Regions from separate parts of the Homo sapiens genome. Here region 1 is linked to region 2. Evidence: chromatin loops called from intact Hi-C (ENCODE). Cell type or tissue: heart right ventricle. All regions are shown on one strand. Each heading gives the region's core, and the rest is flanking DNA. Links, peaks and the distances in the headings are about the cores only.

Evidence for each region. Hi-C counts contacts between places; a loop is a spot of excess contacts. Peaks named below come from ENCODE experiments on the same cell type or tissue, not always from the same donor. Only the 100,000 strongest peaks of a DNase experiment are listed, where the experiment ranks them.
Region 1: a loop joins it to region 2, with 4 times the contacts of the local background. A loop is called at or near these places in 5 of 110 quality-filtered maps.

The regions. Positions count from the first base shown.
Region 1 is chr6:141,402,004-141,419,282 of GRCh38, reverse strand. It overlaps LOC105378029 (a long non-coding RNA gene), which reads right to left and starts at 16,010. Exons shown (of 3, transcript XR_943077.3): 1 at 15,794-16,010; 2 at 15,009-15,713. In heart right ventricle, for the core only: no CTCF peak of the experiment used is centred there; no DNase peak of the experiment used is centred there; H3K4me3 peaks cover 264 bases; H3K27ac peaks cover 4,574 bases.
Region 2 is chr6:141,153,953-141,171,231 of GRCh38, reverse strand. No RefSeq gene overlaps it. Among named protein-coding and RNA genes, the nearest start is that of MIR4465, 480 kb to the right of the region's middle. RefSeq lists an enhancer at 17,131-17,279. In heart right ventricle, for the core only: no CTCF peak of the experiment used is centred there; no DNase peak of the experiment used is centred there; H3K27ac peaks cover 3,840 bases.

The DNA.
Region 1 (17,279 bases), core at 3,456-11,455, 250 kb before region 2:
GATGGATAGATAGATAGATAGATAGATAGATAGATAGATAGATAGATAGATAGAAACAAACATAAGTGTGAAGTGATTTATTAGGGGAATTGGTTCATAGGATTATGGAGACTGGAGTCTCACAACAAGCTGTTTGCAAGCTGGAGACCCTGGGATACAGGTTGCCAGCCTCACTCCAAATCTCAAAGCCTCAGAAGCAGAGAAGCTGAAGACCTGAGAAACTGGGGAGGGTGGGGGAGCAGGGAGTTGGGGGCTCTGCTGTAAGTCCAGGAGTCCCAAGGCCAGAGAACCTAGAATTCTCATGCCCAAGAGCAAGAGGAAGAGAGAGTCCTAGCTCCATGGCAGTGAGAGCTGAAACCCTTTCTTACTATTTTGTTCTCTCCAGGCCACCATCCAATTGGATGGTCCTGCCCACATCGAGAGCAGATCTTCTTCACTCAGTCCACAGACTCCATCACTCTCACAGATACATCCAGAAGTAATTAATGCATTAACAGTTCTCTAGGTATTCCCTAAACCAGTCAAGTTGACCCCCAAAATTAACGATCACACTTCCTTTTCCTTTCCCTCCTCTCTCCTCCTACCTTTCCCTCGTCTCTCCTTCTACCTTTTCCCCTCTTCAGTTTCTCTTCACCAAATCCCTCCAGTCTGCCCAGCCACCTATCCTAAATCTTCCTGGAGCAGTGAAACATAAGTGATGTCGATCAACAGGAAGACATATCTGAGTATACTGAATTGAAGAAGATGAGTATTAAAGTTAAACAATGTATATAAATACATTTTATGCTGGTAGATACATTACCATATAGAGTCAATTACAACCTAGTATTTAATTCTCTAATCTTTGCTCTGTCAGAACTTTGTAAACTAATATAACTGGATAAAAATCTCCATGCTGATTCACTTAATCGATATTTTTTACCATATAGTAATTTAATAAAATTATAAATGATTCATATTTAATATTTACTTCAATATACATATAATGCTTGGTCACGTGATTTCTCCGTGATTCACGATGGCTGGTTATTTATCTTAAGTAAATGTATGACCAAAACAGAATGTTATTCCTCTTGCAACATTAATATTTTCAATGGCAATTTGGAGATACTGGATTTGACAGCCTTGGGCAGATTTGCCCACGGTTAGAAAGATTCGGCCAAAGTATCTGTTGCCATGGTAGTTCGCTGTAGGGTATCCTGCTATACTGTCTATTTTATTATTCTTGTGGAAGCTAAGTTACTTTTCAAGAAATGAAAAACATTTTGGAGGATCCTGCCTTTGAAAGAAAATAAAAAGTAGGTACAGGCAGTTAAAATGAATTTTTAAAAACATTGTGCTAAAACACCTCCTTGACAATGTGTTACACACACAAACACATACACACACACCCCTGAGAAATAAGAATGTCATGTATTTTGATGATTCTATTTCAACTTAAATAACATTCTGTCTCTTTCAAAATTGAAATTGTTTGTTATTTCAAACTGCATATATACACATGAAATCTTAATGATATTAAACATCCCATGATATCTTACAGGCTAGTGATTCAAAGACAAATTTAAGTTAAATTTACAAGGAAATATTATATAAATGCATATAATAGTTATTCAGTTCAAGCAATTTTCAAAAAGCAAATATGCCCAGGGAATCAACACTCAGATCAATCAATAATAGAATACATATACCCTCTCAATCACTACTCCACCACGGAGGGAACCAGCATCTTGCTTTCTATCAGGATTGAACATTATTCATAATAATATGTAATATAGGCAAGCATAAACTATTATTGATTCCTCTTTTAAGAATAAGTGTGGCTCAGAATTTTACGTAAGATTTGTTAATACATGAAAGGTAGCACTTGAAACAAAAGCTTCTGAGTTACTAAGAGGGAAAAAAGAACATGAGAAAATTATTACAAAACAGCATGTGGTCAAGTATACATACACATGCCTTTTTCTTATAGGGTAAAATAAACGATGAGGTTTTTTTTCTTTCTTTTTTTTTTTTTGACGGAGTCTCACTCTTTCACCCAGGCCAGAGTGCAGTGGCGCTGTCTCGGCTCACTGCAACCTCCGCCTCCCGGGGACGCCATTCTCCTGCCTCAGCATCACTAGTAGCTGGGACTACAGGCGCCCTCCACCGCGCCCGGCTAATTTTTTGTATTTTTTGTAGAGGCGGGGTTTCACCGTGTTAGCCAGGATAGTCTCGATCCCCTGACCTCATGATCCGCCTGCCTCGGCCTCCCGAAGTGCTGGGATTACAGGCGTGAGCCACCGCGCCCGGCCAATGATGAGTATTTTTAAACATTATTCTGAATGATGTTAGCAGATCCAATGCCCTGCTTCACTCTGCACGTAGGGAGGATCATGTGCTAGGCCAAGCAAAGGCTTGCTGTTGTGTTTCTTCACTTGCTGAGAGAGAAAAGTTCTAACAGAATGGGTCTAAAAGAAAAGCTGAGTTTATACAAATATTTTATTTTTATGTGTATTATTGCTGAAAATATGAGTCAAAAGTGAAAGGCATATAGAATGATAAACTCTAATATAAACACTAATACTTCTGGATAAACAGTTAGTTCCCTACCACACTCTATGTCCTCATTTATTTTAATGTGCTCCAACTTCCAAAAAAGCATCATATCATTTCGGATGCTTCCTTCTGCCCATAGTTAATTGGATCCAGTGCTGACCCAAATTATGTCAGACTCCATTTCTAAAGTACATTTTATCTAAGCTGCAAGATCTTAAAAGGGAGGGCTGTGACCACTTGAAATGAAGATCTTCCAGTATTGGTGTCAGGGTGGACATCTTCCATCTGTGTACCACGCACAAATAAGCATAATGTAGGCACCAAACAAATGATCACAAAAATAAACGAAAACACTGTGGACTACTAAAATCCATAGGAAGTACACATTTACTTAAAACTCTCTGTGACTTTCTTTTATTGAGAAGAATTACAGATAATTTCCTCAAATCCAGAGCTACTTGCTCAACTTATTAATAATTTGTAGAGTGTTATAGTAGTTTTGGGAAAGGAGACTTACCTGGTGATGATTTTTAGTTGTCATAAAATCCTCATCAGTTTTCTGGTATCAAAGAGTTAAAATTTTATATAGCAATATTACAGAGTGAGTGGGACCACGTTTCTTTTAGAATTAAGAATATTTGGTCTGGCACAGTGACTCATGCCTGTATTCTCAGCACTTTGGGAGTTTGAGGCGGCCAGCTCACTTGAGCTCAGGAGTTGGAGATCAGCCTGGGCAACATGGTGAAACCCTGACTATTCAAAAAATACAAACATTGTTCAGGTGTGGTGGTTTGCACCTGAAGTCCCAGCTACTCAGGAGGCTGAGGTGGGAGGATGAGGTGGAAGGATCACTTGAGCTCTGGAGGTGGGTGTTGCAGTGAGTCAGTTGCACCACTGCACTCCAGCCAGGGCAAGAGAACCAGACCCTGTCTTAAAAACAAAACAAGCAAACAAAAAGAATAATTAACAATAAATGTTGATTTTTTTTCACAAAGAACTTTGAATCATGTAGGCAAATAGAAGTCCAGAACTACCTTAATATTTTAAAATCATAAGTGATATAAATATCCTGATACTAAAATGAAAGGTACATTAAAGAATGAGAAAATAAAATCTAAATTCGAAATTTAATTCCAGAAAACTAAGCTAATAAGACTTTAATAGTAGCCAATCTTTTGTATTAATCACTCAGAAAAGAGGAGACATTTGATTGTTTTATGATTGAAATAACATAGCATGTCAATTACACTTCTTACCTAAAATGTTTTTTTGAACCCGGCTGCAGTGGTTCATGCCTGTAATCCCAGCACTTTGGGAGGCCGAGGCAGGCGGATCGCTTGAGGAGAGGATTTTGAGACCTGCCTGGCCAACATGGTGAAACCCTGTCTCTACTAAAAACACAAAAATTAGTCAAGTGTGGTGGGGCGTGCCTACAATCCCTACTACTCAGGAGGCTGAGGCAGGAGAATTGCTTGAACCTGGAAGGCCGAGGTTGCAGTGGGGCAAGATCATGCCACTGTACTCCAGCCTGGGTGACAGAGAGAGACTCTGCCTCAAAATAAGTAAATAAATAAAAATATAAAATAATATAAAATTTTTTTTTGAGAAACAAAGCACTAATATTATATGCCCACTTTGTTTTTAGCATTAAGTGGCCTTACTACCATTTTCTTATAAGTTCTAAGTTTCATATTCTAACTTCATTTGCTTTGTATTGTCTTTATGTATATCCTAGTATCTACAAGAGATTTTATAAAAATAATAAATAAATACAAACGATTCATTTTCTAATTAACTTGTTAGTTTTCAAAGATAATCTCAACCATTCCCTTATCCTCTTCTCCAAAATGAGAAAGTACAATTTAATTTTGTTTGGGCTTCAAATAACAGAGAAAACTCAAGGCAGTGAGTAAAATTACTTGATACTTCAATGGCCCACATAGATATCTAAAAATGATCTTTCATATGGTATATTAGTTATAGGTGATGCAAGCAAAATTAAGTTTCTAGTTGTGTAAAGAACTTATTCCACAAGAAATAGATGCCATTCAATTTAAACTGTCTCAATGAAGTTATGTAATCAAACAAAAAGAAATAATTGGTGGTAAACACAAACTCTCCAGTGTGCTGGAATAGGCATACTTATTCTATGTTTTTGAATACTCTTGCCTCCAGTTACTACACCACCTCTAGAAAACATTCATTCACCTTAAATTTCTTCGTCTATAGAGCACATTGGCTCAATGGATATAAGGTTGTTCATATTTTCAACTTCAGTTGAGAATCTGGTTCATTAAAGACCTCAACACAATATGTATATATGGTCTATAAATAGATTGATAGAGGATAGTTAGAGGGTAGATGGAGGAGGATAGTTGGGTACATAAACACATGAAACTATTTGTTGTATCTGAACCACAGAAAAATTATGGTTAAAAACTAATACATGTTTTTTGACAAGCAAGATTTACTTTTTGGAAGAGGGCTTTGTAGGATATGAATTTCACTTCAATCTTTTTCACTTTAGTGGTGACTGGATCACAAAAATGATGTATTTATGGATAAAATATTTGATATGACCTCTAGAGTTTAAAATACCAAGACTCTGCTGAGTAAGAATAATACTGCCTGTTATATATTTACAAAGAATAAATACACAAAACCTTTTATAGTGAGAAGAAATAAGAAGAAATAATATAATAAAATGCATAATCCTAAAAGTGTAAATCTTTTATATCCATTATATGATTTAACTTTAATAATCTTTTATTTCTAAAACTTGAAATAACTTTTGAAAGAAGCAATGCACTATCCTCAAAATGTTTTAAATGATAACTTGGTAGACTATTATGCAGCTCTTAAACATGTTGATTATGCAGATTATGCAAAAATATGAAGAATGTTAATGAAATTATGTTAAGTGAAATAAAAATATATACATTGTGTTTGCACACAACATGCTAATTCTAGCCTCCATTTCTGTGGTTTTGATTTCATTACTTGGAATCCTGCAACTGGCACTACTTTCAGCCTAGAAAATTCCCACTTACACTTTAAAACTTATTTTAGGAATCAATCACTATTACTGAAATACTTATTCATTTTCTGCTACTCTACCTGGTAAAGAATTTATCATTATACTTGTCACATTGCATGGTGATTATCCATGTAAAGTCTTCCTTGCCTCTAGAATATTATTTTCCTGAAGGCTGTAATTGCCTTTTCCATGCTTGTAACCCTGTTGTATTACAAAATGCCTGACATGATACTCAGCATCTTGGCGATTAATCTATTCAATAAACCACAGTTTTGCCAGTGCTGGCCTCTCTAAGCAAGTGCCAGACTTCTGGTAAGCAAAGCTGCTACTGCCACTGCACTTTTGAGTGATGTTGGAACACACTAAGAAAAGACAGGAGATAACTTCCATGCTCCCAGCCTTATCATCAGGCCATTCCTGGAAAAATTCTTTTGAAATCCTTAGAGCTAGCTAACCCCACAGTGTATCATAACCCTGCAGTTTTATCAATGCCCAGAATACCAGAGAAAAACAGAAACTGATGAATGAAAGTGATTACTTGAAAAGCTTAATGAATTAATAAACATATTTCCATACAATTTATTTAAATGTTAATCCCAAACTTGTCTATAGTAGTCAAAAATTAGATAGAAAACAATCCAATATTCATTAACAGAAGAATTGATTTAAAATTTGGTTATATTCATAAAATGACATCTAAGCCACCAATAAAAGGAAAAAATCATAAACACACACAAAAAAAATCTTCAAAACATAATATGAGCAACAGAAACCGACAAAAAGGGTACATCCTATGTGCATATAACTATCTAGATATATATATAAAATATATCTAGATATATAAATATCTAGATATATATATCTAGACCAAAAAAAAACTATGGTGAAATAAATCAGAACATTGATAACCTCCTGGGTTAGAGATAGGAGTCTGGGAAAGAGACTAGCAATCTTTTTGAGGTAATTAAAATGTTTTGTATTTTGAGGGGGTTGTGGGTTACATATGCATTTGTCAAAACTCATTTTCGGTGACTTTGATGTCTATTCAACACACTAAATGTAAACTGTACCTAGATTCCAAAAATGAAAATAATATCTAAGTGTGCTTAATATGGAGTACTGGAGAAGCTTATTCCAAAATGTATATGAATACTCAAAACTGTTTAAAAAATTAAATTGCTGTACTTACACATGTTGTTTTAAAATGTACTGTGAAGAAACAGTGGTTAAGAATATGTAGTAGTGGAGTAAGAATAGTCAAATGGACCAAGGAACAAGAATAGACAGTTGAGGGAAAAAACACATGTATATGATGGATAGATATTTGAACAAAGTCAAAATGGGAATTTAGAAGAGGAATGAACATAATGTATTTTGAATAAACACCATGGAATCACTTGCATATCTGTATGAAATGACGTGAACTTCAAAAACTACTTCATTTGATACACAAAGAATAATTCAAACCTGAATCTAAAAACAAGACACAGAAACATTTAAGATGAAAACTTAGACAAATATCCTTAGTAACTTGGAGTAGGCACGAGTTTCTTATACAATAAAAAACAAAGCATTAGATACAAAAGAAAAAAGCTAAATTGAGGTTGATAAACGTTAAAAATTTCTGCTCCTCAAAGGACATCATTAGGAAAATGAAAAAAGTTTCAGAAACTAGAAGAAAATTTTCATTATATGTGTGTGTGTGTGTGTGTGTGTGTGTGTATACATGTATATATATATCTGTCAGATATTACATGTCAAATATTTTATATATAAAGTATATATAAGAATATATATATCATATATAAGAAAATGTCCATTATATATATAAAACATATGTGTCAGATATTTTATATCTATATGTAAAATGAACATTTTCTGTGAGATATATATATGTCTGTTGGGTAGAAAACAGATATATATGTCAGGTGCATATATATAAATACTGTCATATATACATAATCTCTCTATATATAAATATCTGGATATTCACATATATATTTTTATATTTCTATATATATTCTATATATATATTCTATATATATTCTGTCATATATATTCTATATATATTCTGTCATATGTATTTTATATTTCTATATATACTCTGACAGATATGTACGTATCTCTCTCTCTCTCTCTCTATATATATATATATACACATATATATATAACTGACAGAGCATTTGTATACCCAGAATATCTGAATGCTTCCTACAACCTAATAATAAAATAAAACAATCCAATCAAAAAGGGGGAAAAAAGACATGAAAAAACACTTCACAAAGCAACATAATTCAGTGGTTAATGAACACATGAAAAGGTGCTCAACACCGTTAAACTTCAGGGAAACCAGTGAAAAAGCATTTCACATTTTCTAGAAGGGCCAAAGCTAAAGATTGAGAGTGTGTTAGAAAGAATGCAAACCAATTGAATATTTTTAACAAATCACTGTAAAATTTATGAGTATAGAAAACTGTTTCAAAGATTTTTTTATAACATCAAACATACACTTATCAAATGACCTAGAAATTCTATAGCTACTTACTTAATGAAGAAAAACAAAAGGTGATATCTACAAAAAGACACATACAAAAATGTTTATAGATTCCTCATTCATAATGCCAAAGCAGAGAAAAATTAAATGTCCATATACATGAAGATGTATGATCCCAACCCAATAGTCCTATAGATAGTTATTTTTCAATAAACAGAAACTGACCATTCTGATCTTAAAGCTTGAAAATTATATTTGTTTTATCTGAGTTCCTTCCTCAGGGAAAGATTTTCAGGCCTCTCAAAAGAAGTATCAAAAAACTGAAACTCATCAGATAACTGCATCTAGACAATGAGATGTCGGACCCATTTTTCATCATGATTGCTTCCTGGTTCCTCCCTAGTCTCTGCTTTCTTACACATTATTATATTTCTTCTCTGCTATATAAACCCCTAGTTTTAGTTAATCAGGGAGATGGATTTGAGACAGATCTCCCATTTACTTGGCTGCAGCACCTGATTAAAGCCTTCTTCCTTGTGTCAGTGATTGGTTTTCTGTGCAGGAGCAGGCGGACTTACACTGAACCCCTGGTGTTTCAGTAACAAGGATAGATATGTTTTGATAAACAATGAATATTTATCTGGTATAAAATGGGGCATGATACTGATGCTCCCGACAGGTACATTAAAGTTTCACTGTCTATATATTATAGTCAAGGACAGGCAAAACTAATTTATGATGGGAGATACAAAACCTGTAGTCTCTCCTGATAATGGTGGAAATTTCTGGGGAAGGGGGACTAGGAAACTTCCTGTGGCTAAGGAAAAGTGATATATCTTGGTTTATAGGGTGCATATACAGGTGTATACACTTGTGAAAACATAGTATACATTATTTATGATGTGTACCTTTTATTAAATGTATATAATATCTCAATAAAAATCTTCATATAGATTATTGTTTTGCTCCCTGCAGAATATGTTTAGAGCCTCTGACTACATTTTCTACCAATTAATTTAAAAAGAAAAACTAGATACAGTAATGCTGAGCATTTTTTCAATTAAAAGGGTAAGTGGATTTTTCTTATTTCTCATTATCATCTACCTTGATCCTGTTGGAGATCATTTTTATTGATTGATTGAATTAATTTTTTTATTTCATTTTTTTTGAAGAAATGGGGTCTCATTCTGGCTCCGGGCTGGAGTGCAGTGGCACAATCATTGCTTACCACGGCCTTGAAAACCCAGGCTTAGGCACTATTTCTGCCTCAGTCTCCTGAGTAGCTAGGATTATAAGCACATGCTGGGATTACAGGCGTGAGCCAGGGTACTCAGCCCCTAGTGGTTACTTTTAATTTTTTAAAGCTAGTGTTTTAGTTGCTATGAAGTGATACTATTCTTTCAAAAGTCTAGCTGGAACTATGAGAGTCAAGGCAATATTAGTTTTTCTGTGTGATGTTTTGGTTTGATTTTGTACCTATACTTTTTGTTAACTATTATTTTCATTACTTGGGTGCCACACTGCCTGCAATCTCCAAACAGAGGAAACTTTTGCTCACTCCTTTATCTCCTTATACAAAGAATTTGCTTTTGGAGAACCTAAATGTTCACTAAACTAATTAGAATCAAGATGGCATGGATTCTTGGTGGGTTAGTCATATTAGGGCTCTACAAAAGGACTGAAGGCTACCCTAAGGACATACACAAACAAGCAAACGATTCATAAACCTAGGGCCAACCTGAGTATAATACAATTTTTGGAAACTGGAAATTTCTGATTAAGGTGGTTTGAATAATTAACAAGCAGTATAAAGTTATGGAATGAATATACACTGTCTGTGGAATCCAAAAGAGTTTGATTTAATGCTAGTTTTGTCATTTATTGTGTGATCTTTCCATGTTTAAGATGTATTGACTAACATTGAAGGTAACAATGTTACTGAAACACCAGGGGTTTGGTCTAAGTCCTGCTGCTCACCACACAGAAAGCCAATCACTGAGACAAGTATTGCTGGAGACAACAGCTTTAATCTGGTGCTGCAGCCAAGGAGATGGGAGATTAGTCTGAAATCCATTTCCACAACTAACTGAAATTGGGGGTTTACATGGCAGAGAAGAAATGAATCCATGTGTTGGAGAACAGGAATTAGGGAGGAGTAAAGAAGAGAGTTTGGTCAACAGGATGCAGGTAGTTAGATTAGGTAGTCATGATGGATGACAGGTCTGCATCTTATTGTCCAGGTGTGGTGATCTAGTAAATTTTAGTTCTTTGATACTATCTGAGAGGACCGATAGTTGGTTTCCTGAGAAAGGAACTCAGATAAGACAAATTTAACTTTCTTATGTTTCAAGACTGGGGATTGATTTTTATGTTTATTCAAAGGAGACCATAAACATTAGTACCATGGGACAATTGAGCTGGTTTCAGTGCCCCCCTTTCTATTTATCAATTCCTGAATCATGGAGAATCTGGTCATCAATATTTCTGTCTGCCTCAAGCTGGGGAGGGGCAGTGTGGACAACTCTACACATCACGGGTGAATATGGGCAATAAGCAAATCAGAGGTTAATCTTATACTATAATTTTCTTCTAAAACATAATCTCTCTCTCTCTCCAGTTCCCCACTTCCACCAAAGATAGATCTATTTTGCAGTCTACTTGCAAAATAAGCTTCAGTCCCACTGTACTTGGCCTGATTACCCACAAAAAGTTCAGTAATAGGCTCTCCATTGTCCAAATAGGCTCTCCTAAATTGGCTTTGCTGGAACCAAGGATCAGACTTGACCTCCACAGGCATCTTCAGCACAGGCAAGGATCCATCTGCACCTGCAGATACCTGTATGAATTGGGTGAACTCTTTTCTTCAGGCCTCAGCAACTTGAGATTCCTTGGCCCTGTCAGAAAGTGATGCTCTCCACTAACCACAGACAAGGAACCCTGCAAAGGAACTGTGTAGACGAAGTGCCAGGCCAGTCCTAAGGGGTTCTCATTGGCTGTATAAAGTTAGTATCAATTTCTCCAAACAGTCTGCTTATATCTGAAAACATGCCATTTCAGTCAAAGCCTAGGGAAAATAACCATTTCCTCCAACTTTGTCTTGTTATAAAAGAAAACAGATTTTTATTGAACTTATGCAAACAACTGCAGTTCCATGAATTCAGAATATTCACAAATAGTTTCTGAATTCTGGATAAATCAGGAAGAGAGAAATATGCCTAAAATTCTTCTAAAAAGAGTGTACTCTCCTCAGTTGTTAAAGGCTATAAATAACTCAAAAGAACATTTCCTCCAGGCTCTGAAAAACAAAACAGACTCAGCAATGTTTCAAAAAAGCTATAAAAATTATTTCTTTCCTCCATTAGTTCAGTCCACACAATCAACTCCTGCTCTGTTCATATTGGGTTATCAATCTTTATAAACACATTGGCCTTTTAAATCAAGTCCTGGAAGTTTTCTCTTTAGTCCAATGGCACAATCTCCAAAGTTATCAGAAACCCACATTCAGAAGTCCTTTTCATGAACTCCCCCAAAGAAGCAAGTCTTGGACTATAGCTGCTTATAAGTTGCTTTTTGAGAAGAATCAAAGCCAAAGAATTGTGGATGACAAAAGTCTTAGGACAAACACAATTGACAAGGAAATTTGGTTATTTCTGTGGCATACAAAAATTTAACATAATAATCATAATAATTACAACATGTATTAATACATATGAGAATTTCAGGAATCACATACAATACTGAGACAAACATTAAAAATACATTTATTTAAGTATAATCCAAAGAAAAGTAAACACCACCTCACATTTTAAAGTAATTTGACCATAAAGTAAGATCTCCTTAACCTTTCATATTTTTGTAATTTTCTATTGCAGAGAAAATCAATGCTCTAAGAAAATGTTCTTATTCTGCCACATGGGTCTAGGTGCTGGCCTTAAATCAGTGCACTTGGTATATTATTCTGAACTAATTTTGTCCCTCAAAATTGGCCCTTACATTCTCATGCACCCACCTCTTCTACAATAGTTCCTGAGCCTAGAAGGATTGAATAGTTTTCATTTCTGGCTTTGTGTCTCATGAAAGCAGTTCATTTTTATTATCATCTTCTCCCACGTCTAAAGACAAGGCTTTGATTGGCATCACTGTTCAAGATTTATCAGGAGTTGATGCCTTTTTCAAACCTAGGAGTCAAAGCCTTGCAACTTAACAGCATAAGGATTAGTAAATAGGACATTTTTACTGCAGAAATTCCTATCATTCTCTCCAACAATGTCACAAATTAAAATACTGTCATTTGGTGTCCAGTTGCAGCACTTCAAGCTATTATATTAAAGTGGTTAGGTTACTTCTTGCATATATCTAATTGCTAGCATTCTAGTTACAGAACTATACCAAAAGCATAAAAATGGGATAAGTCCTTTGGCAAACTTATCAAAGTAAGATCATTAACTTCTCTCCATAAAAAAATGGCAAATGCAAATATCAGCTTTGGAAGTTCAGTATGAGGACGAATAATCTCCTTTCACTTCAGTAGTACACAACAAAACAAGGGCAAAGTAAGAACAAACACACAATAATTCCTGTTCAGCTATTTTAAAAGTGTATTGTCACACATTTCCAAGATTGGTTTTCACATATAGTACTGATGGCTGATTAGGTAACTTTTACCACTAGAATCTTTAAACCAGCGCAACATGTGTTTTCAAGTACACATATGAAAACCCAACAGTGATAGAAGACTTGGGTCCAAACATCAATAGAATATTCTCATATTTGATAAAAGCTTAGGTTCAAAAATCACTAGAACATGTTTTTTTAAACTGCTACTTAATCCAAGTGAATGTCACTTAATTTTAACAATGGTAGGCACAACTAAAGTAGTTTGAAAGCAATCCCAATCAATATAATTTCGATAATGACAAGGACAATCTTTCCTGAATATTAAAACTTAGTACCCACATCAAAGTTTTCCTTCATGATTTGAAGGAAAAGATCTTAAGCCAACCCAAATTATTGATAGAATTGAGTTACCATGGAAATAAACACCACTTAAACATTTCTACTGTTACCTAGTTTTCTAAATAAAAAATATATAATGAACTATTTCTGTTCAGAACTTATAAATCCTTTATTTTTATGCCAGGAAACTTAACAGCTCTCTATATAAGAGATAAGCAAAGTCAATCCGATTTTAAATGGCTTGAGCAAGGTAGCTTAGGTATTTTAGGTAAATAGAGCAAATGATGAATTGTTGGAAATGCATAGGAAATGAAATGACTAATCATAGAACCAAATATAAGCCTTCCATTAGAAACTAAAAAACATAGATGGTTTTATATGTGTATATATAAGTAAAATCCAAAGGAGGACAAACATCAAATAAATTAAGATTAGAAGCAAAAACAAATAAACAGTAAATCAACTCCCAATTTTTCACCTACTCAGTTTACCTTGGAGGCTAGTGTTACCTAGGGCCTAAAAAAAAAAAACACAGGATGGATTTTTTTTTTATTGATATGCAAGTTAATGTCTGTAAGTCCACTAACACCACTATACACTTCATGCAATTAAGAAACATATTTCAGACATGTGAATGGTAAGTACTTTAGTACATGCAGAATAGCAGATACGGTGTGAAACAAAGCAATGCAAACATCTATGTGAAATTTGGCTCCATGCTAAATCTGGCTCTATGCTTAACTATATTAAAAAATGATTGCCAAATTTCAAATGTAATTTGTATAATATTTTTTATTTTAACTTCATGAATGCTAATAGCTTTAACTATGAGCAATATTAATTAGCCAAATTTCTCTAATTTTTTATTGGATTTTCAAGAGTATTTTATTACATAAATTTTTTCAATTTTCTATTTTCTCTGTATGTGCATGAAGATAGACACAGAGAAACAGGGAAAAAAAACTAAATTGGACATGCTTGGACTTTCTGTTTTGTCCTAATTTTTAAAATAACCAATTATTTTATTTTAGGACAAAAATTTACCATAGTCCATAATTTGAATCAACCTTTAGATAACTGCTGAATTAGACAAAATTATTATTTTTGTTAATAAGAACACATATTTTTGGCATATTTTTTATACAGAATTATACACTAACTAGAAATCTTATTGTTAGTAGCTTTAAATTTTAGTGAAAACCTAGTAAGCAAGAAGTCTTGAGTTATCAGATGTTAGTATTTTATAGATGAGAACATTCCACAATTTTTAGAAGCATATTTCCCAATATCATGACCTTTTATTAATTAGAAATGACCCAGACACCTAATGAACATCAAAAATAATTTTAAATTTAAAATTATACAAAAAGTAAACCTATAAGTTGTTTCATTTACATGTACTCAATTCTTTCATTTTTTAAACAGGTTATCTAGATTATTTATGAGAACTAAGATATTAGACCAAACTAGTCATTTCCTTGTTAACTATTTTGTAACCTGTGAATTGTAAGTGTCCATCTTAGTAAGAATTTTAAAGTTAAATACATGGGTATTTTCACTAATAACTCAGAAGATGAAGCTGTATTCATTAAACCAACAACATTAAATTAGTCTATTTATAAAAAAAATCACAGAAACAAAGATTATTTTTGTATTGGCTGGGTTTATAGATTTATAATCATCTGTGCCAAACTCTGACACCTCAAAATATCTAGCAGACACAAATATAAAACCAAGTTAAAAATATATACTGACAATTCCAATGACATTTAAATTTTTATTTTACCAGTACTTTTAAAGTCAACTTGTTTATTAAAGATTTACTTAAGTCGCATGAACTTGAAAATTGCTTGGACTTAATTTAGGAGTGCTCTTTTATTTATAAGCCAATTTGGTAGACACAACATATGAAATAATATACATACATGTAAACACATCTAAACATATATACATACATGCAAACAAAGATCCAATAACTTTTACCTTGGAACTCTAGCCATGAGATACCAATACAAACTCACAGGCTTATGAACACGTTCACATGGCTAAACTTCTTTTGACCTGATAGGCAATCCAATGAAGGTTGTGAACCAAAGTTTTGGGTATAGCAGTTTCTGTGGCATTTTGATTTTTAAAGGCTAAATCTCTCCACACTCCAAGGATGACTGGAGCCAGAAAAAACCACAGAAGAACATCATGTACTAATCAAGCCTGACCTTGCTTTGAACAACAGCATAAAAGCCTGAATACACAAAACTCCACCCTGCTTTGCCATTCAGCAGCAAAACGAGGCACATGGAGAGGCCAAACTTATCCAGATTCAAAGATATGAGGCCAAACAGTATTACATAAGATTATCAGCTTATCAAATTCTTACTTCCCATGGCTATATTGACATACACAAACAATCACCAAAATACAATCCAAGTGCTGCAGCAACCAACAAACCCCAAGAGTGTCCAAACTGAAACAGCGGAGCTTCCTCTTTCCATGGGGTGAGCTTGATGAATTTGCACACCAAAATTCTTCAGACTGTCCCTAGTTGAGAGGAGCAATCCTGTTGTCTGGTACCCACAAAAGACACTCACTTGCTCAGAAACACATGCAATTACTAAAAAGCCCCCAAGAGTGTCCAAACTGAAAACAGTTAGCGTGCTTCCCTCTCTTGGTCAGGTGGGCTTGTTCAACCTGCAAACAGAAATGTATTTAAAAGTTTCCCAAGTAGAGAGGAGCAGATCCTGCTGTCTGGGCCCAGAGAGGACACTCACCAACTACCCAGAAGCAGATGTTGAATTTCAAAGGCTGTTCTTCCCGGGCAATCAGGAATGTGGTTGGGGCCAGCAATGCCAGGGCCAAAAAGAGAGGCAGAAACCTACATCCAGTCCTAAAAGGACAGGCAGCTACTTAGAAAGGCTTTTAAGCTCCTCCAGCCTGCAGCAGACAGCAAAGCCACAAGCAATGCATTCCAGATCAGCGTACCAAAATGCCAGGGGTTTGGTCTAGGTCTTGCCAATCACTGAGACAATGAGTATTGCCAGGGAAGAAGGCTTTAACCTGGTGCTGCAGCTGAGGAGACGGGAGATTAGTCTCAAATCCATCTCCTCAACTGACTGAAATTTGGGGGTTACATGACAGGGAAGAAAGGTAACCATTTGTGGGAAATAGGAAGGAGTAAGGAAGAGAGGTTGTCAACAGGAAGCTGGTGGTCAATTATGCAGTCATGATGGGTGAAGGTGTGGCATCTTATTGTCCAGATGTGGTGATCTGGTAAAGTTCAGTTCCTTGATACTATCTGAGAGTCCTGATCGCTGGTTTCCTGAGAAAGGAACTCAGACAAATGTAACTCTCAAATGTCAAGACTCGGAGGGTCAATTTCTATGTTTATTCAAAAGAAACCATAAACATCAGTTCTATGGGGCAATTAGACCAGTTTCAGAAATATTCCTATTTTATAATTGTGAATATTAAACGTAGTACTAAATATAAACTAGGTGGCACATAATGGAGTCCAAATAAATACTCATTTCCTTTACCAGGGTTATGCAGTCAGGAGTCAGTGTAAGGTGACAAGGGGAGGACAGGGTACAGATCTGCTGTTTAGGCAGTTGCTAAATATAAACAGATCCACTTAATTTAGCCAAGAGTTAAAATTGACAGTAATAGAGTCAGATGGGATGTACGGGAGATAAGTATACCAAGTATTTGGCTTAAGATTTTTCCTCCCTTTCTGGTTTCTGACTTTTCAAATAACACTGAAATTTTTTTTGTATAAATTTAGACTAGGGAAAATACAAACTATAAAATACTCGGTAGGTTATTTGAAGTGCTGGCAATCAGTGCCAAAGTTTTTGAAGTAAATTATGGCTTTCAAAATAAGCTTGGGTTTAAAAATAAAGACATTTTGCACCAAAACTTCCAAGCAAGTATTGAAGATCCACAAAGGCTTTCATTGCAGAATTGCTTCTGGCCACATTTGCCAACAGCACTTTCTCTTCCTTCTATCCATGCCAATCTCTTTCTTTTGATTCTTAGATAGTTTTGTACATTAGAGAAACATTCTTATTGGCCTCATAAAAAATGAAGTCCCAGTAAAAAGGGAATTCATAGAACAGAGAAATAAATGAGCTTACAAAAGTCCACTGCAGTAATTTGAGTTGGCTCAGACATCAGTCATTTTGGCCCTTAAACATGAGAAGGGGAAACAAGCAAGGGATTGGATAAGCTCCAGTTTCCATGGCAAGGCAAAAGTGGGTG
Region 2 (17,279 bases), core at 3,900-11,899:
TTCCCTAGCTGTCCCCTTTTCAACTCCCCTTCCCACTGAGAGCCATGTTCACTGGCAATAAAATTCCCCACATTTACTATCTTCAGTTCAGTCGTGCAACCTCACTCTCACTGGATGCTGGACAAGAACTCAGGTGCCATGAGTGTGGGTGCAAAAAGGTGTCATACTGATCCTCCACTGGGCTGTTAACATTTAAGCTGTCCACAGATGGCAAAGCTAAGAGGGCACTGTTACACTTCCTCTGGTGATTCAGGGGTCACAGCTACCCTCCCCTAGACACTGCCACAGGGCTGGTATGAAATTCACTCTTGTCGGGGCTCAAAAGTGCTCACCCTGGCTCCTGCACAGTCTCACCTGTGCCCCCCCACCACAAGGGGTGGAGCAGTGAATAAGTGGAGTTCGCCCCTGCCAATGCCCATGCACTCCATTTCCCACCCATGACGGGGTCAGGGAAATATCCTGCTTCACCATCTAGGATGGAATTTTGCTCCTCTTTATGCAGCTAGAAACTTACATAATTTTTAAGAGAGTAGAGAGTCCTGTGGATGTGAGGAGGGTACATGAAAAGGGTGACAAAATAATCTGGGGTTATACAAAATATATATTAAGTCTTTGTAAATATGAAAGTGTACCTTGTTGAGAAAGGTCACAGATAGGTACAGATTTACGGGGATTTTATTTGTGAGTTTTTGTTTGGGGAGAGAAAGGAGAGCTATAATGTGAGAGACATGTATTATGATCTAAGCAATGTGACCGAGGTAGGGCTGCACCTATGGCACACACATTGCTTTATAGTGAAGATTTCATCTAGATAAAATAAGTATAGTCATATAATTAATACTACAGAACAGTTATTTCATATCAAATGAAAATATTGTATGAAATAAAATGTTCAAAGCACTGCATTTAGGAGCATTCAAAAACTCTGGTGCTGATAATGACCATCATGTGGAAAATCAACTGTTAGAATCTAAGATACAGATTTAAGAATGAAACCCTAAGCAAGAGACCTTTAAGAATAACTGAAACATCTTTTGAGATATTTATCATGTTCATTTTTAAACTATACTGAAAAATAATTTAACATGTAAAAGTACACAATGTTTTTATATCATTTAGGGCAAATGTTTTCATAGTTTATTAATTATGTATTTGTCTTGTTCTTTATTTTTCACAAGGCAGTAAATTTTACTTTTTTTAGAGTTGCTGTCCTTTTATCTGTGGGACTGATTCTTTAGTATTTCAGTTAAAAAAATTAAATTTAAAATTTAAAAAGCCCACTGATGCTACAAAGTAACATTGTAAGTTAGTTTGGAAGCTCTCCCACTAGATTTTTACCTTGCTGAAGGGGCCACATGGAGGTAAATAACGCATTCTAGAGAAATTAGCAAAAATCACAGTGCTGGCAGTTATATAGCTAGGGATCAGCAAGTTGGGGAAAAAGAAGCTTCTTTGTGAATTTACCTGAGAATAGTGTCTACTAATGAACTATTCCAAACACACTGGTGGCCTGAGAGAATCTTCTCCATGTCTCAGAAGTGTAGTGCTTGATAGCTCACACGCTTCACTCTTAACAACTGTAAGATGATCCCAGCCTGCAGTCCTCTCTTAACAAGTATGCAAGGAATTCCCCAGAGACACCCCAGGAGATACATTTCTGCATTATTGTTCACAATCTCAGAAAAGCAAACAGAACATAAAGAAAACTACAGTATCTTATAAATCCCAATTCCATAAAAATAGGAATATGAAGTGCCAGCCTTGAAATTGTCAAAAGATGTCTTTTTATCTTTTTTTGGATAATAATGAGAAATACTGTGTAAAGCATCATTATCTCATGAAGGGTAACATTGCCTCAAATCACTTAATGGGATACCGTGTCTAAGTCCATTGCTGTTCAACCATAATTAACAGGTAACCATGGGATACAGTGATTATATATGGTTTTTAATATGACTGACTTAATCTACATAAAGCGTGAAGGTAGACAATGACCTATTAGATTTGGTGGCAAATTAAGATCCATACATATATCAACTGATGGAAGTTTACTTCTATTTTACAAAAAAAATTTAATGGTAGTGGTGTGTGCTGAATTGGTGGGTTCTTGGTCTCACTGACTTCAAGAATGAAGCCGCGGACCCTTGCGGTGAGTGTTACAGTTCTTAAAGATGGTGTGTCTGGAGTTTGTTCCTTCAGATGCTCAGATGTGTCTGGAGTTTCTTCCTTCTGGTGGGTTTGTGGTCTCGCTGACTTCAGGAGTGAAGCTGCAGACCTTCGCAATGAGTGTTACAGCTCATAAAGGCAGTGTGGACCCAAAGAATGAGCAGCAGCAAGATTTATTGCCAAGAGCAAAAGAACAAAGCTTTCGCAGCATGGAAGGGGACCTGAGTGGGCTGTCGCTGCTGGCTGGGGTGGCCTGCTTTTATTCCCTTATCTGGCCCCACCAACCTCCTGCTGATTGGTCCATTTTACAGAGAGCTGATTGGTCCGTTTTGACAGAGTGCTGATTGGTGCGTTTATAATCCTTTAGCTAGACACAAAACTTCTCCAAGTCTCCACCAGATTAGCTAGACACAGAGCACTGACTGGTGCATTTACAAACCCTTAGCTAGACACAGAGTGCTGACTGGTGCGTTTACAATCCTTCAGCTGGACACAAAAGTTCTCCAAGTCCCCATCCGACATTTAGCTAGACACAAAAGTTCTCCAAGTCCCCACCAGATTAGCTAGACCCAGAGCGCTGATTGGTGCGTTTACAAACCTTTAGCTAGACACAGAGTGCTGATTGGTGCGTTTACACACCTCTTGCTAGACACAGTGCTGATTGGTGCATTTACAATCCTTTAGCTGGACAGAAAAGTTCTCCACATCCCCACTGCATCCAGAAGCCCAGTCGGCTTCACCTCTCAATGGCACTGGCTGTGGGACTTTGCAGCACCTAGCCCGGGCACTCTGGCAGCCCAGAGGGAGCTCTTCCCCTGATCAAGCCCAGCAGGCGCTGGCCGGTGGCTCCTAGTGTAGGGCTTGCCCAGCCCGCGCTCACTTGGAACCCGCAGTGGCCCATGAGTGCCGCTTGCAACCCCAGCTCCCGCCCGTGCCTCTCCCTCCACACCTCCCCTCGAGCAGAGCCAGCTCTGGCCTCGGCCAGCCCCTGAGAAAGGCCCCCACAGCACAGCAGCGGGCTGAAGGGCTCCTTGAGCGAAGCCAGAGCGAACGCCGAGGCCGAGGAGGCGCAAGAGCGAGGGAGGGCTGCTAGCACTTTGTCACCTCTCAGTGGGGTGATGAAATTCTTATGTTCATATTACAAATCTCTGCAGGGATGATTGGTGTTCATCAAAGCTAATACATTAAAAAACAAACTGGCTATGTTAGTAAACTTCATGCCTATGATTCTTAAGCTCTCCTTCCTGTCCCCAAACAAAAACTCGCAAATATAATCCCTGTAATTCTGTACCTGTCTGTGACCTTTCTAACAAAGAAATTCATGGAGATGTCACAGGATATTTTAAATGTTCAGGGGAAACCACAGATATATCATACAAACCACTAGACATTAGATTTTTCTACATTCATTTTGAAAATGTCATATTTACAAAGGTGGGATTTAAATTTTTGCTGTGATCTATAGCAAGTACTATAGGAAATGAGGGTGGTACTCTCCAACGTTTGAAAAGTTGTACAGTGCCCAACTTGTGCATTCATCCCACTAGTAAGTAATTTTGGTTATTTAAAAATAAAATAAGTATGTATTTTTTTCAATTCAGGTCTATTATTTTTTCAAATGGATACTGTGTTCTTAGAACAAAAATAATTGTTGTTTGGACCTTTCTACTTACTAAACATAACTGTTAGCTTTTTGGGGTTTTTTTTTTGTCCTGTAATCAGTGTGAAAAAAATATTGAGAGACTGAGGGTTCTGTGAATCCAGAAAGTTACGAAGTCTCTTCTCTGATCTCATACAACATGAGTGCTAAAAAAATATAACAAAACGACAAAGGAACAAAAATCTCTAATTGGATATTAGACATCAATGTCAAAAATATTTGATTCAAAACAAAAGGAGATAATTGTGCTATCAACATCTTCATCATTACTACGTACCTAATATAAAACTAATTACTACTACCTGTAATTTCTAATTCTTACGGCAATCCACTTACATAGATATGAATGATGTTTTTGAAGATTTTACCTGAGATTGAGATTATAGAACAAGCAGATGGTCTGTCAGAACAAGTAGATTGCCATGTCTTCTTTCTGCATCCCAACACCTATTTCCTGAAATATTTTTCTTTTATATGCTAAGCATACTTGACACTAAGAATTCTTAAAAGGATACTCAGTTCGTTCTAATTGTGTTTACTTTGGGAATTGAATTTTAAGAAGGAAGCTAATGAACTGAAATATTTGTAGAGTGATGAGGAGAGGAAATTTAATATTAAATTACTTGAAGAATTATTGAAAATGTAAGGATGTTTTCCTAGAAAGAAAATAGTTTTATGGAAACAAAATACTTTTCTAATAGTTGAAGGATGATTAATTCAAAGAAACCTCACGTTGATTTCATGTCGCTGGAGTAGAGGACCATCGGGGAGAAAGATAGTGGCTCGAGATAAATAAGGATTTGCTATAATGAGGGTTTTCCAAAATGATATGAGTTGCATTTGGAAAGTAATGGCATTTCTATCTTTGCAGGCACTTAACGCAGAGACTTATTGGGGTAATTAGTGGGTCAATTTTATATGTGATGCCTGTGTTGGAAAACATTTGAACTAGAATACATCTAAATTTCCAAAATTACTACTTCCCACAGTCAAGGTTGTACTGGCTACTAATAACAAAATTAGAAATATGATCAAATATTGGATTCCCTATGGCTCAGACGGACTCAGAGAGTTCTGACTGAGAGAGGAATTAGAGTCCAGAAAATCAATTTAAGACAACAACAACTGAAATAAGAAATAAACAAACAAATGCTATTGAGAATTAGGAAGAGTGCAGTTCAGAGGAACCAAAGGTTGGGATTAAAGTCAGGGTAATAGAGCCAAGGAAGTGAACCTGAAAGAAGAGTAAGTCAAGATCAAATTGAGAGTTGGGAGAAGTGAGGTGGAAGGTCTATAATTTAAATTTTAGCGACAATAGTTTGGTCCATTTGAGATCTGATTTAGAAATACTGTTGGCCTTGTCAAAATATCACATATTGTGATCATAATTTCATTAAGTTAATGATGTTGGCTGCCTTTTTTTGAATTGTCCCCCTGACATCAGTGTTTGTTATGCCTGAAAATCATGCAAGATGCTAGTTCTGAGAGTGCTGCTTTCCCTGTTTAATTGAAATGAATATCACTTTGCTAATATAGTGACTCAAGCAGGCAACTGTAGAAACAACATTTAGATAGAATTAGTCAAAACAAATGCAATCTCTTTCAGGCATTAATAGCTTTATTATCTGGTTTATGAATTTATTTGGAATACACAATCACATGGAGAATGATTTTGGCTAAACAATCTAGGCAAGAATAAGAACTATGAAACAATTCGAGTGTCTTTTAAGCATACATTGCTGGACAAAAATCTCTCCACACTTTCAGTAAGTATTGAACATTTTTCTTCCCTGGGCTAGAAAAGCTCCAGAATGCCGCCAGTTGAGGCATTCTTGAATAAAGCAGCAGGGGATTGCCAACAGTCTCAGGCCTTGTAATAGATTGTAGGGGACAGAGATGCCTCATTGAGAATCACAGGAACAACTGGCTCCAAATCATCTTGTCTTAGACTCTAAATCTTTTTAACAATGGTGGAAGAGGGTTGCCAAGAGGAAGACTAGAAAAGAGATGTGGGAAGAACTAAAAGAAAGAACCTGATTTCTACTTATGGTAATTTGTATTTTCTGAAGCCACACCTCCCTGTTGTTCAATGAAATGCTGAGAGCAGTAAATGAGAACAGGTTCTTTAACACAACACCACAGTGCCAGAAGCTCTTTAACAGTACTCTCTGCTTACTGTTGGGCTCAAAGTCAAATAAATTAGTTGAGAGGCAGCAATAATCTGATGAGCCAGCACAAACTCTATCTGAGTGGAATGCTGTGGTCATCAGGTCTACCTTGCTACCAGCAATTAAAAATTAACCATGGCATTTTCAAAAGAAGAACATAGCAATTCATATGCAGCTTCTTTTCCACTTGACATATGTCTAAACAGCATCTGCTTTCTCAAGTCAAGACAGATACACGCAATGAACCTCTTGTGTGTGCAATGTGCAAAGCTAGGTCATTAACACACCTGCCAGGAAAGCAAGGGGGAAGAAAAAAACATTCTTTCTCTTGGTAAACTCATTCATTTAAAACATCCAGGTTCTCCTGCGCTGTCCTTTGAACACCCCAATTATCTCCTCTTGCCCTTACAAACAAGTGGTGTGAATTTTAATCAGCTGGAATGCAATCAAGGGCTGAAATAAATAGTGTTGTTGAATCATTTTTACAGAGAAAAGACAGTTGCATACCTATACTATATGTGTTTCTGATTTTCACAAGGGTAGAATGCCCTTGCTATGGACTGAAACAAACAATGTTTTATTTTTGTTTCAACCTCTGTTGACTTTCCTCTGCTTTCCTTTCCCCTAGAATGCCAGGGCCTCAATTCCGAGAATAATTAGCAACACCCTCTGGTGATAACAGGGCCACAGCAACCCAACAGTGATATCTTACAGGCGCCAGCTGTGCTTCGGTATTTATTTATTAAGATCACAATATTTACACAGTATGAATTCATTGAGATGGTGGGGGATTGAGCAATGCTCTAGCAGCTAAATTTTATCTGTATTTTTAAATGAAGATGAAAAAACTTCTAGGCTGTGTACTGTTTCCTTCCCTGGACAAAAAAAAAAAAAAAAAAAAAAAAATCAAGCTTCTAATTCCAATCCAGCCCTATTTTGCTAGCAGTTTGGTGTATACGCCCTAGATGGGCTTTCCAGGCATGCACTGCAGTGACTACTACAGTGAAACCTGCTTGTCCAGCACAGAGGGGAAGCTTAACACTGCTATAGGTACATGGAATGACAAAGCAAAGAAACCAGGCAGTAAGTTTTTATTGGCTGATAACTCTACTCAGCCCAGAGCTGTGAATGAGCAATCTAGACATTTACTCAAAATCTCCACTTCACTTGAATTACTATAGCTTTTCATTGGCTCTTCTGTAAGTATTTGTTATCATGGCGATAGGAAACACATGTTCTGATGTTCCTCTGCAAAGTGATTTGCTCTGTAAAACCCTATCTTAGGGAGGGTTTTTGATGTAGATAGACAATTTTAGGAATTTAGTTTGGAAAAAAAATGTTCAATGTATATTTCAGGTGAGAAAGTAATGAATGGCTGGAACAAGGAATGCATGCATTTTTTTTTATCATATGGAACTCCCTGATATTTCTGTCTTGAAGTCCCTCAAGCAAGAGTTGGTTCTATTTTTAAAATATAAATATGATTGATTGATGGATAGGAATCATAGTGTTATAGGAACAACAGGTTCGTATGCCTGCTGTGCAATAACATATCCATTAAGCTGAGACAGCAAAGTTTGCAGCAGAGAAAGAGTTTAATGATTGCAGGACACTGAATGAGGAGAGAGGAGGAGCTCCTCAAATTCATCTCCCCAAAAAGTTCTAGGTTGGGTTTTTTAAGGAGATCATGGAATGTCAGGGGCTGGAAAATTGAAGTCATTGATTGTCAGTGTAAGGAGGGTGAAATCATCAGGATACAGAAACTGCATTCTTTGGTGAGCTGGCTTCTTGCAGGATCATTTTGACCAGCTGATGTCAGTACTTTCATCAGTATGCAGGACCTGAAGGAATAACTCAAAGAGAAAATTTAACATTTCAAAGTGTTCAAGTTATTATCTATAGAGCAGTTAAGGAGAATTATAATCTTGCAACACAGTCTACATGATTCTAGGACAATAGGCACCAAACCAAGCAGGTCAGAGAGTAAACTGACTTAATGATTTATACTGAATGTGCTGCAAAAATGATTTACTTTTATTTCTCCCTTTCTCTTTCCCTGATTAATTTTATAAAGTTTATAGGGGCACTTTCAATAAGATGTTATGGTAAGTGAAATAAGCCAGGCACAAAAAGACAAATGCTACATGATCTCACTTGTATGTGGAAACTAAAGAAATCAAACTCACAGAAGCAGAGAGAAAAATGGTGGGTTCGGGTTGGGGAGGGAAGAGGCTAGGGGAAGGGATATGGAGCTGGAGGAGAGGGAAATGGGAAGATGTTAGTCAAAGGGTATAAACTTTTGGTTATGCAGGATCAATAATTCTGAAGCTCTAATACAGCACGGTGGGCTATGGTTAATAACACTCTATTGTATACTTCAAATTTGCCAAGAGAATAGATCTTACATGTTCTTACCACACACACACACACAAACGGTAATGAAGGAAATTATAACATTTTACCCCAAAATGTGGCTCTCTGGAGTAATGGCTATTTTAAATTAAAAATTCTTACAGATCAACAGGCTCTGGAAGAGACTTTCCCATCTACATGAAGATAGGATGACCCACCAAGGGGAATGAGAACATTGTTCTTGTTATTATTCCTGTTCTACCTGTTATTTCATTATCCAGGACAGGAAAGAAGACCAAAAATGTAACCATACCTGAACAGACCCTTTTTCAAGATAATTACTGTCTCCAAGGATCATTTACATTCCAGAGAGAACTATTCACATGTTAATTTCTGTTCCAGATCCAATCACTCTTTTTAGTAATCAGTTATGCCCCTCAATAGAATTTCTCCTCCCCCATCTCTCATAACCTGTTTTACCAGGATCCAAGCCTTCATTCTTTCTGTAACCTTGAGATGACATATAATTTTCTGTACCTCATTAGGAATTTGGGTCTTTATTCTGAATGCTTTAATATACATATTAAATAAATTTGGATGCCTTTTCTCGTGTTAATCAATCTGCCACGTCCGACATTTTCAGTGAGCCCCCAGGGGCCAAGGGCCTTGGCCCCTACTGTGACTATGTTAGATGATGAATATGTTAATTTACTTTATAGTGGCAGTAAGTTCACAGTGTATACATATATCAAAACATCATGTTGTATGTCTTAAATATATATATATATATATATATATTTCTTTTTTGAGATGGAGTCTTGCTCTGTCACCAGGCTGGAGTGCAATGGCACAATCTCAGCTCACTGCAACCTCTGCCTTCCAGGTTCAAGCAATTCTCCTGCCTCAGCCTCCTGAGTAGCTGGGACTACAGGTGCGTGCCACCATGCCCACCTGATTTTTGTATTTTTAGTAGAGATGGGGTTTCACCATGTTGGCCAGGATGGTTTCGATCTCCTGACCTTATGACCTGCCCGCATCAGCCTCCCAAAGTGCTAGGATTACAGGTGTGAGCCACCACGCCCGGCCATAAATATATAAAATTTTTATAACTCAATTATGCCTCAATAAAGCTGAGATAAAAAAAGAAATCATAATATAATGTGAGGCATTTGAATTGTTCTTTTATCATGGTTACCCCAAACAAGTCACATTTTCTTCATTAAATTTTTACACATTATAAACATATAAAGATATTTGCCATCAAGTTATTAATAGTTCAATATATTATCATCAGCTTTGACCAGGTGTAGCGACTCATACTTTTAATTCCAGCATTTTGGAAGGCCGAAGTAGGAGGATTTCTTGATGCCAGGAGTTCAAGCCCAGCCAGCGCAATATAGTGAGACCCCATCTCTACAAAAAATTTTTCAAAATTAGCCAGGTGTGGTGGTGCATGCCTGTAATTCTACCTACTTAGGAGGCTGAGGCACTAGGATGGCTTAAGCACAGGCACTTGAGGCTTCAGTGAGCTATGATTGTACTATTGGGCAACAGAATGAGACTGTCTCAAAAAAAATAGCTTAACATTTTTAAAATATTTTGATTAAGAGGGCTTAATGTAGTTGTGCAGTCTTCAAAATTAATTAATAAATCATTTTCAAAAGTTAATATGAGACATTCTGTCAATATTGAAGAAAGTAGAAAGATTCCAAAATTGAGTTTTGTCAACAAGTAATAATAACGATCGGTTATCCTAATTATTTACAATATTACATCTAAGTATATTATATTTCTAATTATATTATATATAAAACATTGTAAATTATGAAATAATATAATTATTTAGAATAATATGATTATATAATCACACTTAACAAAGAATATTACTGACTAAAAAATCTTTCTTAAAATTGTTTCATATATTTGCATCTATTTTAAGAAAGACTTAGCAGACAATAATCTTGCACAAGGTCATAAATTATAAAGTTATCCTCAAGCACTGGTTGTTTTCATGCCAGCCTTCTCCTTTTTAAAAATTAAAAAGAGAATAATGCAGCAGTTCAGTTGACATTTAATATTGTATTGTCCATATTACTTTATCTTTCATAGAGCTTATTGCCTTTATTTTATTAAAATATCCCAGAATAATCTAACTTGAATAAGAAATCTAATTTTCTCTATCATTTTAACTTCTGTTTGGAAAAGTGGCTGCAAAGGAACATTTTTTTATATATATAAACTTACTAGTAAAGTAATATGTACACACAGAAAAGTGAACAGCAGATGATCACACAGATTAATGATTTACATCTGTGTATCCAGACCCAGATCAAAGAATGAATTAATATCAGAAAACAGAATCCCTCTTTGGCACCTCCCATATTCTGGCTGTGCCTTCCAGATAACTACTATTCTGATTTCCAAAGGTATAGATTAGTTTAAAGAATATTAACAGTCACAAAATTTGATACTAATTTCTACTTTAACCTTGTTAATATCCTGAATGTTAATGCACTAAAATGATTAAGGATAGTGTAAAGATGGAAAGGGGGTGGGTGATCTTTCCTCCTCATTATAAGGGTCACAGCCAACATGACTATAACAAAACATGGATTAATAAAAGAAAGGCATAACAGATTTACATACTATGGAAGCTTTCAGAATGAAGACCAAAGACCCTAGGAAAACTATCTTTATCCCTAGAGTTGATGAAGAATGGACAACTGTGTAAAACTGTGATTGGACAAAAAGGGTATGATCTAATAAGAACAGACTGAGGAGAGAACCCAGCAAGGCCTATCTGTTCAGATTGTTGATGGAAAAAACAAACTCCATAAAATATTTAGAGGCTTATTCTGAGACAATATGAGTGACCGCAGCCCAGGGAGCAGTCTCAAGAGGTCCTGAGAAAATGTGTCTGAGACAGTTGGGTTATAGTTTGGTTTCATACATTTTAGGAAGACAGAAATTGTACATATAATTATAAATCAATACATGGAAGGTGTACATTGGTTCAGCCTAATGGGATGGAATATCTTGAAGCAGGTGCTAGGGGTTAGGGGCTGCGGGGGCAATTAGGTAGATTCATAGATTTTTCTAACTGGCAATTGGTTGAAAAAGTCAAGCTTTATTTAAAGACTTGGAGTCATTAGAAAGAATTGCTTAAGATAAGGGGGTTGCTGAAGCCATGGTTCTTACTATGTAGACGAAGCCTCATAGATAGCAGCCTTCAGTGAGAATAGATGGTAAATGTCTCTTTTCAAACCTTAAATGTGTCAGACTCTCATGTAATCTTTCCTAGATTCTGGAAAGACCTAGAAAGACAAGACCCGGCTGCATTAATGGAGATTCTCCACAGATGCAAATTTCCCCCACAAAAGAAGGGTTTGCGGGGCCATTTCTAAATATGTCAGAAAAATGTATTTTTGAATAAAACATTTTGATTTCCTTCAGGGTATGTTCTCATGTGATGCTATATCAGCTTCAGGTCAAAAGTGGAAACTTATTGCCACATAGAGTCTGTTTTGTTCATCTTATGATCAGCATATCAATGCTAGTCGGTTGTATCTAAACTCCAAAATGGATCGGGGGTATAATAAGATGTGTTGACCACCCTACCTGTCATGGCTGGCAATTAGATTTTTCAGGTTTTTCTGCAGTCCCCTTGGCAAAGAGGCAGTCCACTCATTTTGCTGAGGTGCTTAAAATTTTATTTTTGGTTTACAGGATTTTTCTTGGCTTCTCTGTGCAGCATTCCTTCCTCAGAGAAATACTTTGCTTCTGAGGCCTTTACTTTGGGGTGTCATTTTCTGAGCCCCAATAATAGCAAGAAAAATGGCTCTGAATTTTAAGTGGAAGAGCATACATGCGTCTGAATAGCAACTGCTGACAGGGAAAACTGCTGTGTTTATATTTAGAACAGAAAACAAGTCTGTTCTATCTTCACTTTACTACAGGCAAAATTCAGTAAGCTGGAAATTTACTGCTGCCTCAGACACTGAGGTTACCTTGTAAATTGCCTGCAAGTGATTCAGTTCAAAGTTACCATGCAAAAAGAGTTCTTCAGTTCTAGAGAGAACAAATAGAAAAGATGGTAATATAAACACTAGCTAAAGCTAACAGTGGCTCAGTCTTAGTTGTTATTTTGTTGTTGTTGTTGTTGTTCAGTTTTGAGTAATTATATAAAGTACACATTGAAAGATATTCAGGATTTTTTGATTCTCAAAAGCAGGCAGATTTCTTTAACTTTAATGTTGAGGATTAAATTCTCCAAAATAAGTCATGAGATACATTTCTAAATTTTGTTCATCTGATGTAGTTTAAGGACCATTTTAATACTCATGGCTTATAAATAATGGAGTACATGGAGCAATTTTCTACATAAAAAGCATAGTTCACCAATATTGATATATAAAAGATGGCTTAATAATCCCCTGTAATCCCATGCAATTAGGGAGTGTATTTTTGCATGTAAGTAGATATTTAGTGATATCCATTATTAAATATCTTCTTGCACTTGAGATCCTTGAATCTTCTCACTAATGAAGCAACACACCATTAACACTGTCTACTGAAACCCTGGAAATCTTAAATTATATAGAAATTAATGTATAGGCACAGGGTGTACAAACTGACGAGGAAGAAGTCTGCCTTCCTATTGTATATTCTGAGTCTTAGATTAAAATCCTCAAAATTCATCCACTTTTTGGCAGGTTATAAATGAGTGGTCTTAGGACCATGGGGGCAGACAGCCTTCAGGACAACTCCTAATGACTTGAATGTTTCAGATACTCATTATTTCAATAGGCAAGAACCTTCATTCATCAACTAGAATATTACCTCAAATGGAGATGATGTAGGATTATGCCAGCAAGCAAAAAGATAAAACTGTTTAATAATTCAGATTTTTTAAATGGTTTTTTTTCTCCATCCAAATAAATGCAGCTCTCCCTAATTTTTGTTTATTTCATCTCATCAATTGTTCATCAAAGATGAATGATTATTAACAGCCTCTGACAAAGTTTTAATGCTTGTGGTCAGAACTGTAGAGTGTTAAAAATAATATCCAACAGGTTAAATAGGACAAAATAAGAGTGATGCCATAAATGCTAAATGTCAATGCTGTGATCATTAAAAACATTAAATATTTTTCCAAAAGATTCACATTATATAATGTATATTTAATATTTTTGTTTGTTATATAGTCAAATAATCCAGGTCTAATAAGTTTTTCACATATTATCTCATTTTTTAGCATTATTTTTTAAATTGATTTATGTCCTCACATAATATGTTAAGGTCGTCAATTTTATGTGTCAACTTACAGGACTAAGGGATGCCATAGAGTTGGTGAAACATTATTTTTTAGTATGTCTGTGTGTGAGGATGTTTCCAGAAGAAAATAGCATTTGAATCTGTAGGCTGAGTGAAGAAGATGGTCCTCACCAATATGCGTGGGCATTATCCAACATGCTGAGAGACTGAATAGAAGATAAAAGCAGAGAAAAGGCAAAATTTGCTCTATATTTTTCAGTGAGGATATACATCTTCTGCACTCAGACATTGGCACTTCTTGTTTGGGGGATTTCAGGCTTGTTCCTGGATTTACGCCATTGTCCCTCCAACCTCAGTGGTTCTCAGGGCTTCTGATTTGGACTGGGACTTACACCATTGGGACCTCTGTCCTCAGGCCTTAGGATTCAGACTGAATTACACCACTGGTTTTCCTAGTTCTCCAGCAAACAGACAGCAGATTATGGCTTCTCAGCCTCCACAGTTGTATCAGCCGATTCCTATAAGTCTTCTCTTATATATATTATAATATATAATACATTTAAAATATTATATTGTATATAGCATTAGTTCTATTTCTCTAGAGAACCCTGACTAATGCATGTGTATGTAAATTTAAATAAATAACTCTGAAATGTATTCAAAATATTGAAATAGGCTGGGTGCAGTGGCTCACGCCTGTAATCCCAACATTTGGGGAAGTTCAAGGCAGATGAATTGCTTGAGCTCAGGAGTTCAAGACCAGCCTGAGCAAAATAGTGAGACCTTATCTCTGCAAAAAATTTTAAAAATTAGCCAGGCATGGTGGCATGTACCTGTAGTCCCAGCTTCTCAGGAGGCTGAGGCAGAAGGATCTCTTAAGCCTGAGAGGTCAAGGCTGCAGTGAGCCATGATTGTATCACTGCACTCCAGCCTGGCCTGGGTGACAAGGCAAGACACGGTCTCAAAAAAAAAAAAAAACCATTAAAAAAACTATCTATCTATCTATATACACACACACATACACACACATATGTTTATATTTACATATTTTTGAGACCATGTCTTGCCTCTCTCACACGTGCGAGAGAGATGTGAGGATGAGAGAAAGAAAGAGAGAGAAACCTTTTACTAGATTTCTTTTCTTTTTGTTTATCTTGCTCTGTCTCCCAAGCTGGAGTGCAGTGGTGACATTTCGGCTCACTGCAATCTCCACCTCCCAGGTTCAAGTGATTCTTCTGTCTCAGCTTCCCAAGTAGCTGGAATTACAGGCATGCACCACCATACCTAGCTAATGTTTTCTGTAGTTTTATTAGGGACAGGGTTTCACCATGTTGGTTAGGCTGGTCTCAAACTCTTGACCTCAAGTGATCTGCCTGCCTTGGCCCCACAAAGAGCTGGGATTACAAGCATGAGCCATTTGCACCTGGCCCTTTCTCTAGATTTCCAAAATTTAAATTTGAAAAACATCTCTTGAAGACAAAATACCCAATGCATTTATTTTAGTCTAATTTACTGCTACTTTCTTTATAAATTGAATCTTTTCACTTTTCCAAGAAGCCTGATCCACGTGATATTGCTTCTTCTCCCAATCTGGAATTTTATAGTAAGAATTCTAGCCATTTCCCTTGGACCTATCCTCAGTGAATGGTGTAGTTTATTCCTGGGCCATGTATGGCAGCATGCATGATCTTAAAAGAAGTGAAATGTTCTTTAGAGAACTTCTATCTAGTCTGTTGTTGCAGTTGTGAAAAAAAATCACTGAATCTGAAGTCTTGGGGTTATGTTCATTTTCTATCTGAGAAATACAAACAAAATTCTAAGTCCCACAACCTACTGAATGGACCCTTTCTTGGCCAGGCAACCTTGAAAACTGAGTTCTCAGCCATGACAACATGGGAGGTCAGATACACCTTGTTATAGCCTCTCCATCGATAACCACCATTAGGTTTTCTTCGATAAGGGCTAATCAGAAACCAGCCCTTTCGGAAGACTCCACCGTTGGTATAACCAACGGCCTGACTGCTGCCCCTTCCTTTTGCAGTTCCAACAAAACAACCCATCAGCATCTCTTCCTGGTAGGAGACCATCCACTATGGAGTGGGTCTGGCCGGTCTACAGAGGATGATCAGTAATGGTTTTCCCGTCCTCTGCTTCACCTTTTGACATGAGAGGGCCAGAAACTCCACCCTTGGATCATGCTAACATCTCTATGTTCTGAACATGGATCCCATAGAGAATCATGAAGCTCAATTGCACATGCGTATGTTTCTCCTTTCATAAATATTCATTACTCCTCATATAGCTTATTAAATACATATATTTGGTCCCCTTGCTCAGCATAAGTTCCTCTTCCCTCTGTCCCTGTCTCAAAGTGTCTGTTTCTGGCTTCTGACCATAGGCTACTCTTCTCAGTCTGCCAGAATGGCCACTCTTCAGGCCACAACACTTCATGAAAAATAAAGTCCTCCTTTTCAAATATATGAATCTTGTCATTCTTCAGTTGACAATCAGATAATTATTTTAGGTACTTGAATAAGTTTCTCAAACTCCCTGATCATTTCCTTCTTTTTTAATAAAATGAAGATCTTGAGAATTTATTTCACAGAGTAATAATGAGCTAGACTCTATTTTCCTCCGTTGAATACTCCATTCTTTTAGGAACCCTATATTCCATTTCCATTCAATCCTGCCCCTAATGCCACAGGTGTGGAATTATCAGATTCTAGGTGGAATAATCAGACTTGCTCACTCTCTTGGTGAAAAGGAATTGTGATGCAAAAGATGAGTTAATCGAATAATGGTGGGCTTTGTAGTTTCTTATATGCACAAAACAGTGACCAAAACAGACAGAACTCTTGTCCTCATGGAGTTTTCATTCTAGTTCTAAACAACAGTGTTTTTGTTTTTGTTTTTTTTTCCACACCAACCAATTACTTAATTATCAGCAAACACCGACTGGGTGTCCTACAATTTAACTCTATTCTGACCCTGACCACCTGGAATTAGAACAGGCCATACAGATTAAGGATTCAGTCTCACAAAATATTCCTTACTTCAGATGCCAGTTGCAAATAGAAGATCCCTTAGTTACTCACAACTTCTTTCCAACTTGGCTACAAGTCAGAGTTTCATGGGACTCCCTTCTCATGTTCAACAATTTGCTGGGACAGCCCACAGAATCCAGGAAAACAGTTTACTTACTATTTACCAATTAGAAATTTTTTTTTTTTGAGATGGAGTTTTGCTCTTATTGTCCAGGCTGGAGCGCAATGGCGTGATCTCGGCTCACTGCAACCTCCGCCTCCCAGGTTCAAGCAATTCTCCTGTCTCAGCCTCCTGAGTAGCTGGGATTACAGGTGCATGCCACCACACCCAGCTAATTTTTCTATTTTTGGTAGAGAGGGGGTTTCATCATATTGGTCAGGCTCGTCTTGAACTCCTGACCTCAAGTGATCCGTCTGCCTTGGCCTCCCAAAGTGCTGGAATTACAGGTGTGAACCACCACAGCCAGCCTACAAATGCTATTTTAAAGGATACAAATGAACAGTCAGAAGAAAATATACATGGGGTGAGATCCAGAAGGGTCCCAAGCACAGGAACTTCCATTCCAGTGTGCCACCCTCCTGGCATGTGCAGCCTTCTTGTTCACCAACCCAGAT